Linked DNA regions of Homo sapiens: region 1 is linked to region 2. Evidence: read pairs that join two places in POLR2A ChIA-PET (ENCODE). Cell type or tissue: PC-3. All regions are shown on one strand. Each heading gives the region's core, and the rest is flanking DNA. Links, peaks and the distances in the headings are about the cores only. Region 1 overlaps PLET1 (placenta expressed transcript 1). Region 2 has its middle 38 kb from the start of SDHD.

Region 1 (8,495 bases), core at 2,072-7,071, 120 kb before region 2:
TGCAGAAAGCAGGGGACTCCACAATGGTGGGCTGGGCACAAAAGGGATGGGAAGAGGTCCCTACTCATGGAATGTTACAATGAGGTTAGGGAGGCGAGGTTAGGGAGGCAAGGCCTATGTAGAAATAATGACTGAGGTTAATTCCTCAATAAACCATTCCCTGAACTCCCAAATCAAATATGAGCTCCCAGTTGTACACTCTCAGAATTTCTTCCCCTTCATCACAGCGTACATCACAGATCAATTCTTTACCTAGGTAATTGATAATCTGTTTAAAATCTATCCCTCTGAAGAGACTGTAAGTGCCCTGAGGATGAAAACCAGGCCTGTCTTGCTCAACCACTGCCCCCTCAGCACCAGGCACAGTGACTGAAATGAGGTGTCCTTTCATTAATGATCTAACACATGTATGAACAAGGGACTCATATAATGGGTTTATTGATAGGATAACAGACCAAGCGGTACCAGTGCAAACATAAAGCACCTATGATATGTCAGGCACTGTTGACAACAGAACCTGCCTTATAAAGTCGGTCCTCCCATGGGGACAGAGGCTCCTAGCAAGTCAGTGCAACAGAGCATCATGCCTAGCTTAGTGACAATAGGGAGAAACAACTTCATAGAGGTTACCATTGAGTCTATGAGCAGATGTGACCAGGACAGGTATTATAGGCAGAGGGACTGGCTTGAACAAAGACCAGAGGTATGTGTACCAGCCTGTGGGCAGTCAGGGTGGTGATGTTGGTAGGGGCGTTGGAATGGGAGAGGCTGTGTGGAAGTTGACCAAGATCGTGGAGGATCTTATCAATCAAAAGCAGACCAGTATTTAATGATCTGCTCATTGTGCCATACAGAAAGTAAGCACAAAAGGAATTAAGCGGCGGGGAAGTCCGAAATGTGAGCTGAACTTGTGAATTCCGCATGAGGTCCTCAGCATTATCTCTCATTGATTTGCCCTCCACAGAGCTTTCACTGTCCAGATCAGAGCGCTGCCTATACTTTCTACTCTGAAGCTAAGAGAAAAACGTGAGTTCCTTTGCAGCCCATTTGCAAGTCTTGCAATGAACTCAGTCAGCCTGGAAAATTACCTTGTGGGTTCCCTAGAAAAGAGGGTCTTCTTACCACGCATCACTCAGCTATCTATCAGTTGAGTCTCCCTGCACCTTGAGACCTATAGAATATTTGCCCAACCCGTTGTCCCATGTCCTTTAGAAAACAAAAGCCCTCCCCCAAGATTTCTGCAAATTCCCAGGGTCTTTATATTCTCAGGGTCATCTGTGGCTCCAAATGCCGCTTCCATAGGAGCTGTTTCTGTTCAATACCACATAGACACAATGTGAAAACATCTTCCTCAATTTCCACAAATAATTCCCACTCACACAAAGCCTTAATGGATACAGTAGACTTTAACCAAAGGGTTTTAAAGGGATTGGGGGTGGAGGCTGGGGAGTTGCACAAAGAAGGATTGATATCATAGAAATAGCAATGTCTTTAGTTCTTACAGTGGCCTGTGGCCACCACCACTCTACTAGGAATTTCCACAGCTTTTCACAGGCTGTCGCCCCCAGCTTCGCACCTCCCTGAGGTTCCTCGCCCATCTTCTTCCCCATTCCCTTTCTTTTCTCTTACCTCCCTCTAAGGAGCTATATATAACAAATTTAAGGCTGGGTGCAGTGGCTCACACCTGTAATCCCAACACTTTGGGAGGCCAAGGCGGAAGGATCCCTTGAACCCAGGAGCTCAAGACCAACCTGGGCAACACAGTGAGACTTTGTCTCTATTTAATTTTTCTTTTAATTGAGATGGAGTCTCGCTCTGTTGCCCAGGCTGGAGTGCAGTAGTGCGATCTCAGCTCACTGCAACTTCTGCCTCCCGGGTTCTCCTGCCTCAGCCTCCCAAGTAGCTGGGATTGCAGGAATGAGCCACCATGCCTGGCTAATTTTTATATTTTTAGTGGAAATGGGGTTTCACCATGTTGGCCAGGCTGGTCTTGAACTCCTGACCTCAAGCGATCCACCCACCTCAGCCTCCCAAAGCACTGGGATTACATGCGTGAGCCACCACGCCCAGCCTAATTTTTTTTTTTTTTTAATTTACAAAAAGGTTCAAGAAAGGAGATTCAGAAAAATAGGTAACTTGTCTAAGGCCACACAGAAAGTAAATGGCCAAAAGAAGACTCCTATTCCATATCATATTTTTCCACTTTTCTTAGACTTACATCAAAACTATAAAAATACATTGTTTTTGAATGACTTTTTTAAATACAAGATTCAACCAAGAACAAGAAACATTAGCCTTTCTCACTGTCCAACAACAGGTGGTCCTCACGAGCCCCCAGACACTGAAAGACACCTAGCATGCTGCCTATTTTCCCGCCAGTTACGCATTGCAAAATGTGTTCAAAGGGAGAATTATATTCAACAACAAATTGTAAAGTGATTATGCCTAATGAAACTATTATATGAATGTCTTAACTATTTCCTTGGTGGATTTCCCTCTGCAAGAAAACAGAGAGTAGTTTTTTCCTCAAGGCCATTGCCAAGATGAACCCTTGTGTAAATGTTACTGGAAAAGGGGGGTCTTGATATCAGATCCCGATAGAGCGTTTTTGGATCTCACACAGGAAGGAATTCAAGGTGAGTGGCAGCCTGTAGTGAAAAGAGATAGTTTACTGAAAGCTACTCTATTACAGAGTAGGGTGTCCTCAGAAAGCAGGTGGAGGAACACACTGTCTTTAAGTTTTTCTTGTATAGGGGCCTTGTCTATGTAAAGACTAAACTAAGCTGTGCCTGTGTGTGGGTGGGCTGACAGCATGACAAAATTTATTACTTTATTGATGTAAAGAAAACTATCCCTGACATTTTAGTGTGTAAGTCCATCAAAGCGTAACTATAATTATCTTGAAAGCATATATTGTCAAGGGTATTGGGACATCTGGACTTTCCGCTGTTACAGGAGTGTGTCCTTGTTGGTATCTTCAGTCTGTTTCCTCAACTGTAAACATCTTAGGACCATGGGCTGTGACTGGCAAGGAATGTGCTTGCTAGTTGCAAGATGTAGTTGACTTTTAAATGGTGTCACTCTGACTCTCCTAGGCTCCTGCTTCCCTGACATAAATGCCAAAAAGGAAAAAAAAAAAAAAAAAAAAAAAAAGGTTTGTTTCTAGTCAGGACTCGTTAGCTCCAGGCTAACAAAATCCAGTTAAAAAAAAAAGAAAAAGAAAGTAGTTGCATTCCAACTGTCTGGGTTAGTGGGATGCCAGAGAAACATTTGGCCTGGGGAAGTGCTAAAGATTAGACAATGCTACCTTACTGGAAGGCACCCTCCAGGCGGGAAGAAGACTCCACAGGCCTGAGTCGACTCCTGGACATTCCCCTTCTTCCTTTTCCTTTTTTTTTTTTTTTTTTTTTAATTTTTGAGACAGAGTCTCACTTTCTCACCCAGACTGGAATGCAGTAGCGCAACCTCCGTTCACTGCAACCTCCACCTCCCGGGTTCAAGTGATTCTCCTGCCTCAGCCCCCTGAGTAGCTGGGATTACAGGCCCCTGCCACCACACCGGGCTAATTTTTGTATTTTTAGTAGAGACAGGGTTTCACCATGTTGGCCAGGCTGGTCTCGAACCCCTGACCTCAAGTGATCCACTCACCTCAGCCTCCCAAAGTGCTGGGATTACAGACATCTGGTCTCTTCCTCTTCCTTACAGACCTCCCTACAGTCCACTCAGAGTCTTGGAGGTATTCCCGCCAACCTCCAGTTTGTCCAGGATCAGACAACCCCTCAGGACTATGGGCCTAGCTTTCTGTGCTTCTCTGCAAGTTAACCTCAGAGAACCAATGTGTGATCAGGTCCCTTCATATAAAACTGACCAGTGCCTCAGAAATCACAGAAACAGAGTCGGGGCTTTGGACTGGGCACCTTTCCATTAACTTTAAAGCAGGGATGGCCGTCCTCAGGTCTGGATTGGATCTGGTTCTTACAAGCCCTTGAAATTCACAAGAAGAAAATAACATTGTGTCATTCTGGATCATATTTGCACTGATTAACCTAATCTATTAAAGACAAGATTACATTCAGGAGGAGACTACCCACCCCAACAACAAATGCAGCAGTTGTATAAATTCAATAGGTCTCCACCTCATCTCATAGAACTATGCAGACCTTAAGGGTAGAAAGTGTTTCTTCCTTATTTTTGTTACTTAACCCTGTGTGTTTAACCCCCAGCTTTTCCCCTCCTCTGAAAACACTTGGCACTGGAGAAGGGTTGATTGAATTTTGCTCATGAATCTGGCTCTAGCATTCCATCAGATTACCCTCCTTTCTCGAGTGCCCACCCACCACCCAACGGAGGTTCCGATGCCATTTTCCAGTGCCAACCGCACCCTCAACCACCTTTCCAGTGTCAACCTTAGCCTTAGCTGCCAAGATTCCCCAGAGCTCAGCCTTCAAGCCTTTCTTCATGATTACACCCAAGAGTATCAGACTCGAAGGCTTGGCCAACCAAGTCTTCAGCAGCCCCATCACAGAGGCCATTTATATCCTGCTTGCTTTTCTCACCAGCACACTTCTCTTCTAAAGGGAAGCCAGGGAAACAATTGTTTCTGCCTCCACTGCATCCTCCTACATTCAGTTCCAAGCTAGTGCTGGGAACCGAATGTGTGTAAATGAAGGCTTTACATTCTCAAATGTGCAACTTTGCTGCCACGGCTTCAGACCAAAACAAAGATCTGGAGGCACTCATTGGCAGGCTTGGGTCACATAGATGTTCATCTGGATCTTTCAGGACACATATTACACTTTTTGAAAATATTTAGAACTGGCCGGAACTTAGTCACCTAGGTTCTCCCTATTGGTTGAACAGGTTGGCAGCCAATTCCACAGCCAATCTCAACTTTTGTTCACTGCCAAATGATTCCCCTGCAACCTCTGAGTTTCTGTGGGAAGAATCCTTCCTTACTTTCAAGATGATCTCAGATTTCTAACCAAACCCATTCAGGTTACAAGGAACTTCTGTGACTCATGTGACTCAAGAAAGAAAGGAGAAAGGAGAAATAGCTCTGAGGCTGCTGGCAGCTTCCCATTTGTCCACACCAGTAGATTTTGAAGGGCAAGAGAACAGGAACGAACCATGTCTGAGAAGCCAATATAGAAAAAAACTATGTTATAAAAACATTTTTGTCACAACAAATAAATTATACTTTAAACAAGAATAATGAATGTGTTCCATTCAAATATAAGTCTCTAATGAGTAAGTTAAAACACAGAGAATGTTGTCTAATTGTATTATTTGTGTGTGGGTATTAAAGAACGAATCAAATGGTGAGTGTATGTGTGTTTTCAAGACCAGACTTTGGGGCAAAACTATCTCAATTTTCATTTCCCTCAAGTGAAAACTGGTCATTTTTCCCCTAATAGTAATTTCTGTTAAGAAATGGGCAAAATATATGTGTGTGTGTGTGTGTGTGTGTGTGTGTGTGTGTGTGTGTGTATATATACATATATATATACACACACACCTATATATACACACACATATATACACACGTATTTGTGTATATAGGCAGTGTTGTTATTCCCACAATGCCTCAGAGTCAGCCCTGCCCTTAACTGGCTGAAGGATGTGGGATAACAACACCTATATACACATATATTTGTGTATAGGGACCACTGCAACAGGGTCTTGCAGTGAAGGAGAGAGATTGGACTCAACACCCTATTTATAATATATATAACGCAATGTACAACCAGAAGGAAACATGGTATGTCCAGTAATAAGCTTGTAATAAGCAACAAAGTTTTCTTTTAATAATGATGCTAAATTCCAGGATGCCAACATTCTTTGCTGATCCCTAAAATTGTGCACCTCGTAAGAATTCCGACTCTATTCTTCCCTCCCCACTTAGGACACCTTGATGATATTTATCACTCCCTGGTGTTTGTAACTGAAATGTAATACGTGTCCTATGTAAATACACAATCTGCTTAGTCATATATGCTTGTTTAACTGCCAAAGAGATGGGTTGGCTACGATTCTTTTCAAGCATCCAAAAATACTCACCAGAAGGAACTAAACAACCAATTTTCCTAAGATTATCCATCTACTAATTTGGGGGCTCAGAGAAGTAGCATGCTCCTAATCTCTTCTAAGATGCTGACTCCTAGGTTGACTCCACACCAGCTCTGATTCAAGAACAACAGGTGGCTCCCCAAAAAGGCTGAGCAATTTTATAGGATGAGAAAAAGCCTACGAATGATCATTTACTAAGCATTTACCTTATGCTTCATTAATGTTGCTATGAAAGTACTATAAGATCCTAATTTTTGTATTCCAAAAGTTCCCGCTTTTGTTAACATTTCCACCCTCTCTCCTCAAAAATATATATAAAAGGAATTTTACCACAGTGTAATCCATAAAAACCACACCTTTCTGATCTAGGTAATGGCTATCCCACATTGCTTCAGGCTAATTTATCAATAAATACTTATTGAGCACCATGCTGCCTTTCTTTTGGATATGTACCTAGTGGTAGAATTGCTGGAGCACATGGTAGTTCTATTTTCAGTTTTTTGACAAACCTCCATACTGTTCTCCGTAGTGGCTATACTAATTCACATTCCCACCAACAGTGTATGAGGATTCCCCTTTCTCCACATCCTTTCCAGCATCTGTTAGTGCCTGTCTTTTTGATTCAAGCCATTTTAACTGGGGTGAGATGATATCACATTATGATATTGATTTGCATGTCTCTGATGATTAGTGATACTGAACATTTTTTCTTACACCTGTTGGCAATTCGTATGTCTCCTTTTGAGAAATGTCTGTTCAAATTTTTTGCCCATTACTAAATTGGATTTTTTTTTTACTATTGAGTTGTTTAAGCTCCTTATGTATTCTTATTATTGATCCCTTATCAGGTGAATAGTTTGCAAATATTTTCTCCCATTCTCCCATTCTGTGGATTGTCTATTCACTTTGTTGACTGTTTCCTTTGCTGTACAGAAACTTTTTAGCTTGATGTAATCCCAATTGTCTATTTTTGCTTTGGTTGCCTGTGCTTCTGAGGTCTTATACAAGAAATCTTTGCCCAGACCAACATCTCAAAGTATTTGCCCAATGCTTTCTCCTAGGAGTTTCACAGTTTCAGGTGTTAGGTTCAACTCTTTAATCCATTTTGATTTGATATTTTTGTATAGTGAGAGATGGGGGTCTAGTTTCATTCTTCTGCATAGTTATGCTGTTTTCTCAGCACCATTTTTTTTGAAAAGACTGGACTTTTCCCATTCTAAGTTTTTGGTGCTTTTGTCAAAGATGAGTTGGTTATAAATGCATGAATTTATAACTGGGTTCTCTATTCTGTTCCACTGGTCTATGTGTCTGCTTTTATGCCAGTACCACGCTGTTTTGGTTACTATGCTTTTGTAATAAGTTTTGAAGTCCGGTATTGTGATCCCTCCAGCTTTGTTTTTTGGTTTGGGGGTTTTTGTGTTTCAGGGTATGTTTGTGTGTGTGGTGTGTGTGTGTGTGTGAAGGGTCTCACTCTGTTTTGTGTGTGTGTGTGTGTGTGTGTGTGTGTGTGTGTGTGAAGGGTCTCACTCTGTTGCCCAGGCTGGAGTGCAGTGGTGCACTCATAGCTCACTGCAGGCTCGAACTCCTGGCCTCATGCAGTTCTCCCATTTTGGCCTCCCAAAGTGCTGAGATTACAGGTATAAGCCACTATGCCCAACCCAGCTTTGTTCTTTATGCTCAGGATTGCTTTGCCTATTCAGGGTCTTTTGTGGTTCTATATAAATGTTAGGTTTGTTTTTTTTTTTTCTCTTTTTGTGAAGAATGTCATCGGTATTTTGATAGGGATTGCATTGAATCTGTAAGTAGTTTGTAGTAGTATTGTCATTTTAACAATATTATTCTTCCAATCCATGAGCATGGAATATATTTCCACTTTTTGGTGTCCTCTTCTGTTTCTTTCATCAGAATTTTATTTCCTTGTACAGAACTTTTATTTCTTTGGTTAGATTGATTCCTAGGTATTTTATATTTTTTGCAGCTATTGTAAATGGGATTACTTTCTTGATTTTTCAGATTGTTCACTGTTGGCACATATAAATGCTACTGATTTTTGTATGTTGATTTTGTAACCTGCAACTTTACTGAATTTGTTTTATGTTCTATCAGTTTTTTGGTGGAGTTTTTAGGTCTTTCTAAGTAATAAGATCATGTCCTCTTCAAACAAGGTTAACTTGACTTCTTCCTTTACAATTTGGATGCCCTTTTATTCTTTCTTTGCCTAGTTGCTCTGACCAGGACTTCCAGTATCATGTTGAATAAAAGTGGTAAAAGTGGGCAATTCTTATCTTGTACCAGTCTTTAGAGAAAAGGCCTTCAAATTTTCCCCTTTCGGTCTGATGTTAGCCATGAGTTTGACATAGATGGCCTTTAATAATTTGAGGTATGTTCCTTCTATATCCATTTTGATGAGGGTTTTTATGATAAAGGGA
Region 2 (8,495 bases), core at 1,355-6,354:
TATCCCAATCACCTAAGCGCAGAACCCGGACCAGAGCAGGTGCTCAATGTATGAATATACACAAATGAATGAAGAAGGGAAGGTATAAATTCTGAGGCTTAATGCTTTCTGGCAGACAAAGCAAGTCAGTTGATGAAATGCACAAACTTCCAAGCTCTCTGAAGTTCTGAGGACTCCAGTCAACAGCCTCAGCTCTCTGAGCTGAGAGCCAGAGGGCAACATCTGTGGCTTAGGATTTTGCCTGTCACTTAGCAGTGGCTGGTAGCCTGGGCATCTTACGTGGTTAAATATTTACTGTGAAGAAAGAACTCCAACAGCTGCTGCACCCAGCCCCCGAGGAGGGCTGTGTGGATGGAGCACAGTGTTCAGAACCACACAGGGGCCCTCCCTCTCAGCATGCCTTTCCCACCTGGATAACACCTCACACCCTCACTTCCCAGCATCCAAAAAGGCTCCACCCTTCTCTCCTGGCACCCTGACAGGGATGGTTACACCCAAGCAAGGGGTCATAAAGCCCCTCCATATTAAATGCCTTTTATACGACATTATTTCCTGTAACTATACAGATATCCATAAATCAAGCTCCTAATGCAAAGGCTCCAAAGGCTAGAGAGTCTATGGGAGTGCCCATAAATTGCTTAAGGAAGGAATAACAATTTGAAGTGTCAGGGACAAAGCAGAATCTCCTCATTCATCTAAGTAGTGATTCACCCTGGGCTGCCTGCCAAAGTCACAGGCTTCAGCAGCCAGTGGTTCCATGAAAATATGAGCCTGGTTTCCTGGTGTCTTCCCATCTCTGCCATCTGACAATCCACCTTGGGTCTGCCACCTTGTCTTCTCACTCCACCACTCTCCAGCTAGCCCATCAGGGTTGGAAGCCATGCATTGAATCTTGAAGCTCACATGTTATTTTCACCCTTAGGTAGAAGAAGACAAACTAATTTTTTTTTCTTTTTTTTTTTTTAGACCGAGTGTCTCGTGGTGTGGCCCAGGTTAGAGTGCAGTGGTACAGTCTGGGCTCACTGCAACCTCCACCTCTGGGGTTCAAGCGATTCTCCTGCCTCAGCCTCTGGGGTAGCTGGGACTACAGGCACATGCCACCAAACCCCTCTAATTTTTTGTATTTTTAGTAGAGATGGGGTTTTGCCATGTTTGCCAGGCTGGTCTCAAACTCCTGAGCTCAAAGTGATCCACCCACCTTGGCCTCCCAAAGCACTGGGATTATAGGCATGAGCCATCACACCCGACCCCAATTTAACAAGAAGTATTAAAATGCCTTTCATGCATCTGACAAATATTTATTGAGCACCTACTATAAGCCAAGCTCTTTTCAAGGCACTAAGTATTCAGAAAATAACAGAGAAAGATCCCTGTTCCCAAGGAACTTACATTCTAGTAGGGGGAAAATGACATGTAGACAGAATGTTTTAAAGATCCAAAAATCAGATAACACAAAATGCTATCTGAAAAATTAAGAACCTCAGTGAAGGCTGCGCGTGGTGGCTTATGCCTGTAATCCCAGCACTTTGGGAGGCCGAGGCGGGTGGATCACGTGGTCAGGAGTTCGAGACCCGCCTGGCCAACACAGTGAAACCTGTCTCTACTAAAAATACAAAAATTAGCCAGGCGTAGTGGCAGGCACCTGTAATCCCAACTACTCAGGAGGCTGAGGCAGAAGAATTGCTTGAACCCAGGAAGCAGACATTGCAGTGAGCCGAGTTCGCACCACTGCACTCCAACCTGGGTGACAGAGTGAGACTCCATCTCAAAAACAAAAACAAAACAAAACAAAAACAAAAAAGAACCTCTATGAAGAGGTGATGGTTAAACTAAGATGTGAAAGCCAAGACAAGATCTCCCATGCCAAGATTATGAGGATGAGCATTCTCGGCACAGAGAATAGCTGGTGCAAAGGTCCTGAGGCTGGAGCAAGCTTGGAGTGTAGGAAGCAGAGAAAATGGCTCCTGTGGCCAGGGGAGATTTGGCAGAAGGGAGAGTGGCCATAAATGAGGTGGGAGAGGCAGTTGTGGTTTGGTCAGAGTCTTTGTGGACTCAAGAATGGGGTATGGATTTTATCTAAATGCCAACACAGGGCTTTAAGTTGGGGGAATTATGCAATCTGATTTATGTTTCTGAAAGATTATTCTGGCCACTGGGAAGAGAATGGATTTGAGTTGGGCAAAGGTGGAAGCAGAGAGACCAGTTAGGAGGCAGTGTGCTAGCCTAGATGAGGGATAACAACACCGGACCAGATGTAGCAGTGCACGAGGAGAGAGCTCTCTGATTCCGATACTTTTTGGAGAGTCAGCAGGAATCGCCAATAGATTGGATGTGAGGGTAAGGGTAGGGAGGAATGCAGGATGACTCCTGGTTTAGGTCTGACATCACCTGGCCTATCCAACCTTACTTGCCAAGCAAGCTGAATTCCTGAAGAGTAGAGTCCATTTACCATCTGCTTTCTCTACAAAACCATGACCCTCATTGGCAATGGAGTTTTCCATATTCAGAATCACATAGGGACAGACATCTTTAAGAAGGTCTCCGTTGGGCACGGCAGCTCACACCTCTAATCCCAGCACTTTGGGAGGCCGAGGCAGGCAGAATTCGAGGTCAGGAGTTCGAGACCAGCCTGGCCAACATGGTGAAACCCCATCTCTACTAAAAATACAAAAATTAGCTGGGCTTGGTGGCGCATGCCTGTAGTCCCAGCTACTCGGGAGGTTGAGGCACGAGAATCACTTGAACCTGGGAGGTGGAGGTTACAGTGAGCTGAGATCACACCACTGCACTCCAGCCTGGGAGGCAGAATAAAACTGTCTCGAAAAAAAAAAAAAAAGTGTCCAGACAGGCCTGGTAGTATCAAATCTCACATTTAAAACAATGAGTACGAAGGAAATGCACCTTCAGTCTCTAAAGCAACTAAAAGATAAATCTATTGGATGCATATTCATAACATACACAACCCACACACATGCTTGCTGCTTTAAAAATTAGTTGAGATCAAAAATTAAATTGCAGCTCATAGTTTTCTAAGTCCTTTCATGGCTTCTATAGAATTCAACATACAGAATAGGTCTTGTTTATAATCACAATGCTCCAATTAAAAAAAAAAGAGGCTATTATCCTTGTTATACAGAAGGGTATACTGAGGTGCAGAGGAAAAAATAAACAGAGGTTCAGGAAGTGAAATGCTTTGCCCGAAGATCACCCAGCTAGTCTCTGGTAGTGCCAGAGCTCCCAGCCCCTTAGTCTTTCCACCACGACATATAATTTTCCAATAAACCACTATACTATTGGGTATCTGTGGGCCCCAAGGAGACAAGAAAGATAATTTCAAAATAAGGAGACTAATTGAGACCTTAGCAGAAGCATAAAGCCAGTATCCATTGGCATGCCAAGGAGACAGCAAGCAGGATCCCTGCCCTCAAGACTTTTAGAATCAGAGGCCAGGTGCAGTGACTCACGCCTGTAATCCCAGCACTTTGGAAGGCCAAGGGAGGATCCCTTGAGTTTAGGAGTTGGAGATCACCTGGGCAACATAGCAAGATCTCATCTCCACTAAAAATTTAAATTAAAAAAATTAGCTGGGCATGGTGGCGCCTGCCTTTAGCTACTCAGGAGGCTGAGGCGGGAGGATTACTTGAACCTGGGAGATCAAGGCTGCAGTCAGCTATGATCGCGCCACTGCACTCCAGGCTGGGAAACAGAGTGAAACCCTGTCTCAAAAGAAAAATAGAAATTTAAAGTCAGAGAGTTGGTCATTTGGTTGGTATTATTAAGCACCTACTGTGTGCCAGGCATTGGCATTGTGCCAGGTGCTGGGCATACAAAAATGACCCAGACGTAATACCTGCTTTTAAGGAACTTGAGTATCTATAAGACAGAGAAAAATATATGTATTTTTTAAATGTTAAAAACAAACAAAAAAGATACTATAGACCAGGTCTATAATATGCCAAAATCATCCATCAAGTTACTAAATGAACCTGTTATATCTTGCAACTTTACTGAACTCATTTCTCAGTTCTGTTTTTTGGTGGAATCTTTAGGGGTTTCTATATAAGTTCAGGGGATCTAATGTAAACAAAGTAACTACAGTTAATAATATTGTCCTGTTTACTTGAAATTTGATGAGAGAACAGATTTTAAGTGTCCTTACCGCCCTCTACCCTGACACACACACAAATGGTAACTATGGTGTGGTGACGGATGTGTTAATTAATTTGATTGTAGTAATCATCAAACAATGTATATCAAATTATCACATTGTATACCTTGAAAATATATAATTATTTGTCAATTAGTTTTTTAATTGGTTGTTTTGTTTTTTTTTAACTTGTCACACTGGTTTTCTGACATCCTGCAGTTGAAGAAAAGCAGTTGCTTGCAGGGTAGACTTCAGATAGAGGAAATAAAAAATTTTAAAAAGAAAATAATTTTAAAAAGAAAAGAAATTTCTTAATTATTTTTACCTATACCAGTAATCCTAATAATTATTGCAATTACTCATGGCTTTACAGACATAATTATTTATGCAAACATTACCTGTCAGACACAGCAACAGCACACTAAAGACAAAAAATGTTTATTAATAATGATAGTAAACAGAGGAGCTAAGCCAGCTTGAGTTAATCAGTGAATTCTTCCTAGAATAGATAATTTTAAGTCACACTTAAGGTAAGAAACTTGTTTAGGTAGAGAAAAAGAAAATAATTACTACCTATTGTCGACTTCTCAAAGTGTCTTTACACGCCTCCCGGGTTTAAGCGATTCTCCTGCCTCAGCCTCCTGAGTAGCTGGGACTACAGGCGCCCGCCACCACACCCAGCTAATTTTTGTATTTTTAGTAGAGACAGGGTTTTTCACCATATTGGCCAGGCTGGTCTGGATCTCTTGACCTCGTGATCCACCCGCCTCAGCCTCCCAAAGTGCTATGATTACAGGCTTGAGCCACCATGCCCAGCCCACATATGTTATTAATCTTTTTTTACAGTAAGAAGAATACTTAGCTGGGCACGGTGGTGTACACCTGTCATCCCAGCTTCTCAAGAGACTAAGGCAGGAGGATCACCTGAGCCCAGGAGTTCGAGGCTGCAATGAGCTATGATCGTGCCCCCACACTCCAGCCCGGGCAACAGAGTAAGACTCTGTCTCTAAAAAGAAAGAAAGAAGATTGTAGGAGAACTTTTATGCTTTAGTGGAAAATTATATTATGCATGGTCTTGAGGAGGCCCCTCTAATTATCTGACTCCAATTCTGCTGAAGCTATTTTACTATTCTTTAAGTTGTATAGAACTGATAACAATCCAAAATAATTCTTGTCTATAGACATGCAGTTCTCTCCTGTGTAGTGGAAGAGCCATTGACTTCCCTCCTTCCTTCTGAAAACCAGTTTTGCCTCCATCCCATTTATTTCAATATTTCTTCTCTATAAATGTGTCTGTTCTTCAGATTATCTTCTGAACTGGTTGCAACAGCTTCCTGATTCTCTCATAGATTAAGTGAATAGAATAAAATCTTTAACGTGTTCATTTTTACATCTGTTTGAGAATCGTGACTTTATCTTATTTTAAGAGTGGTCTTTTAATAGGATAAAAGAGAGACAGGCAATATAGGAAAATTGGATAAAATGAGGGGGAGAGGAAGAGACAAAAGGAAAAAAAGGCCATTTTCTTGTAAAGTCTGACAAAATAAATTTGTTAAAAGTCAGGTCTTCTGAAGGATTCAAGTCAATATAAATTTTCCTTTTTTCACATATTGTTGAGTTGTGGCATTAGTGTAATTGGGGAAATATACTTAAAAATAAACTTTTCTCTCAACCCAGTAAATCTCTCCACAAAGGAAGAGAAAGAAAACACACTTATTATTGAATAAGCATTAAACCAGAAAGTGATGCACATCCCAAGCAATTCACTAAAAGATTGCAAAGGCAGAAATAAATCTCACCCTTTCATACAGCCAGACAGACGCAATCCATTACACACGTGTTCTCAAGATAAACAATCATCAGTCCAAGGAAGAGGACTTGACAGCGCCATTCATAACACATCGTTCATCCTAAATTCACCTGGTAACAGGGGTGACCACCTGTGTTAGTCACTTGGTTTAATACAAAGGAAAAAGAAACTTCTGCTATCTTCTTGGCAGCAGGGAGTTTTGCCACTGGGTGCCAGGCACCTGCCGAAGCTAGGCTCCTACACTCTCACAAAAACTGCGACACAGGGAAATGATTTTCCCTGGAAGTTTACATTCAGAAGAGATGGCTCCTGGGTCCTTGAGAAAGACATTCCTGGGTTGTAAAGCTAGCAAAATTCGTATTTAAATTTTACAAGGATTTTATGTATTCTGAAGAGAACTTACACGTTTTCTAAAGTAAATACTCTAAGAAAAGGGACCAGGGCAGGTCTCATCCCTTATTTTATTTTATTTTATTTTATTTATCTATTTATTTATTTTTTATTTTTATTTTTTTTGAGATGGGGTCTCATTTTGTCGCCCAGGTTGGAGTGCAGTGGCGCCATCTGGGCTCACTACAACCTCTTCCGCCCAGGTTTAAGCAATTCTCTGCCTCAGCCTCCCGAGTAGCTGGAAGTACAGGCGCCTGCCACCACATCCAGCTAATTTTTTTTTTTTTTTTTGTATTTTTAGTAGAGACAGGGTTTCACCATCTTGGCCAGGCTGGTCTTGAACTCCTTGACTTTGTGATCCATCCCCCTCGGCTTCCCAAAGTGCTGGGATTACAGGCGTGAGCCACCATGCCTGGCATCCTTTATTTTTAACAGGAAGAATTGAGCTTCTTATTTTTGCCTTACATGTGTGAATCATTACTGAGGTTATTATAATATCCAACTGCACACACCCTCACCTCCCAACCTTTAATGCTCAGCGCCCACACACAAGTCCAGTTTCATCTCCAAAGGCATGCAGTTTCATCCCCCTTAGGCTTGCAGGCTCCTTTGTGAGTCTAAGTGTCAGAAGACGGGGAAAGAGAGGCTCAAGCTTGTTTGGCATTTGAGGCCAAAAGATGACCCCATCACCACCAGACTGGTTGTTCCTGGAAGGGTCACTGTAGGAGCTAGGGTCACAGATGTCCCAAGAAGGTCTAAGGGGCTTTCCACTTGCTGCAACAGTCTAGACTAAAGAGTTCCTTGAAAAAAAAACAAGCTCATGTCTCACCGTTAGTTCAGTCAGGGGTTCTCAAGACAACAGCTCTGTGGACATAGTTACTTTCTCAGGAGGTAAGTCTGCCCCAAGACAGCTGGGTAAGGCCAGCTTCCAGCACCAGCCATTTCACATGCCAAAAGCTGTGCCCTTCTCCTGCTGCCTTCGCCAGTGCAGGGGCCGTCAAGCTGGTTTCATCTCCAGCCATTGTGGTAATTTTATGGCAGGAAACTGGAACTCCTGGCCTTATCTGCCCCCAAGTCTAGAACTGGACCGTGCAGTTTCCTTCCAATGAAGGTGCCCTAACCTTGACGCTGAGAGTGGTAAGAGATTGGACTCTTAGAGCTTGTCCTTTCGAGAGGTTCTTGAGTCCTTTATACAAAATTTTGACCTCTTCTTTAAAGCTATGGACATTGAAGAAATTGGAAGGAAGGGAGGTACAGTTATATTCTTTCCCTAGGGCATTATAGGAAAAAAGTCACAATTCCATAGCAAAAAAAGCCAATTGAGTGATTTCCTTGAGTAATTTTTACTGTAAGTGATTTGCTGCCTCTGCTTAAAAGTCAAGAAGTAGCATCTTCTTTAAGTTCTGCCTCACCAGGCTTCCAGCTACACTTAAAATTAATTAGCTAAGAATGTAGGAAATCATCTTTCTGTGTTCTCAATGCCCAAAGTCAGCCTTGAAAGTAAAGTGTACTTCTCCTTTGCAATGACGAAAAGGAGGTATGTTTTAGAAATAGACTTTGACTAACTAGTCCTACTGACATTCTAAAGCAATCAAAATCACAATGCCCTTTTGTTTGTTTGTTTGCTTTTTGAGAGGACAGGACTGCTTCATTCCAAAACACCCATAAATTAAAATTAATTTCAAAACACCTCCAAAATAGAATAGTTTTTGCCATAGTTCTGAGTCATTTTTTAACATCTTTCTTCTTAATTGGATATTATATCCCTAATAATTCATACCTTTTTGTTTTCTGGTTTTTTTTGGGGGGGGGGTTGGTTTGGTTTGGTTTTTGGTTTTTGAGACGGAGTCTCGCTCTGTCGCCCAGGCTGGAGGGCAGTGGCGAGATCTCGGCTCACTGCAAGCTCCGCCTCCTGTGTTCATGCCATTCTCCTGCCTCAGCCTCCCTAGTAGCTGGGACTACAGGCGCATGCCATCACGCCCGGCTAATTTTTTTTTTTTTTGTATTTTTATTAGAGACGGGGTTTCACCGTGGTCTCAATCTCCTGACCTCATGATCCGCCCACCTCGGCCTCCCAAAGTGCTGGGATTACAAGCGTGAGCCACCGCGCCCTGCCAATTCATACCTTTTAAAGCATATAGAAGAGTT

What was found. ChIA-PET counts read pairs that join two places held together with the same protein. Peaks named below come from ENCODE experiments on the same cell type or tissue, not always from the same donor. Only the 100,000 strongest peaks of a DNase experiment are listed, where the experiment ranks them.
Region 1: POLR2A ChIA-PET joins it to region 2 with 6 read pairs; 3 of 35 experiments call an interaction of 5 or more read pairs at or near these places.

The regions. Positions count from the first base shown.
Region 1 is chr11:112,244,879-112,253,373 of GRCh38, reverse strand. It overlaps PLET1 (placenta expressed transcript 1), which reads left to right. Exons shown (of 4, transcript NM_001145024.1): 3 at 965-1,026; 4 at 4,400-5,221. The coding sequence ends at 4,575. Among named protein-coding and RNA genes, the nearest start is that of PLET1, 12 kb to the left of the region's middle. In PC-3, for the core only: no CTCF peak of the experiment used is centred there; DNase peaks (open chromatin) are centred at 4,973 and 5,973; H3K4me3 peaks cover 894 bases; H3K27ac peaks cover 2,416 bases.
Region 2 is chr11:112,120,811-112,129,305 of GRCh38, reverse strand. No RefSeq gene overlaps it. Among named protein-coding and RNA genes, the nearest start is that of SDHD, 38 kb to the right of the region's middle. In PC-3, for the core only: no CTCF peak of the experiment used is centred there; no DNase peak of the experiment used is centred there.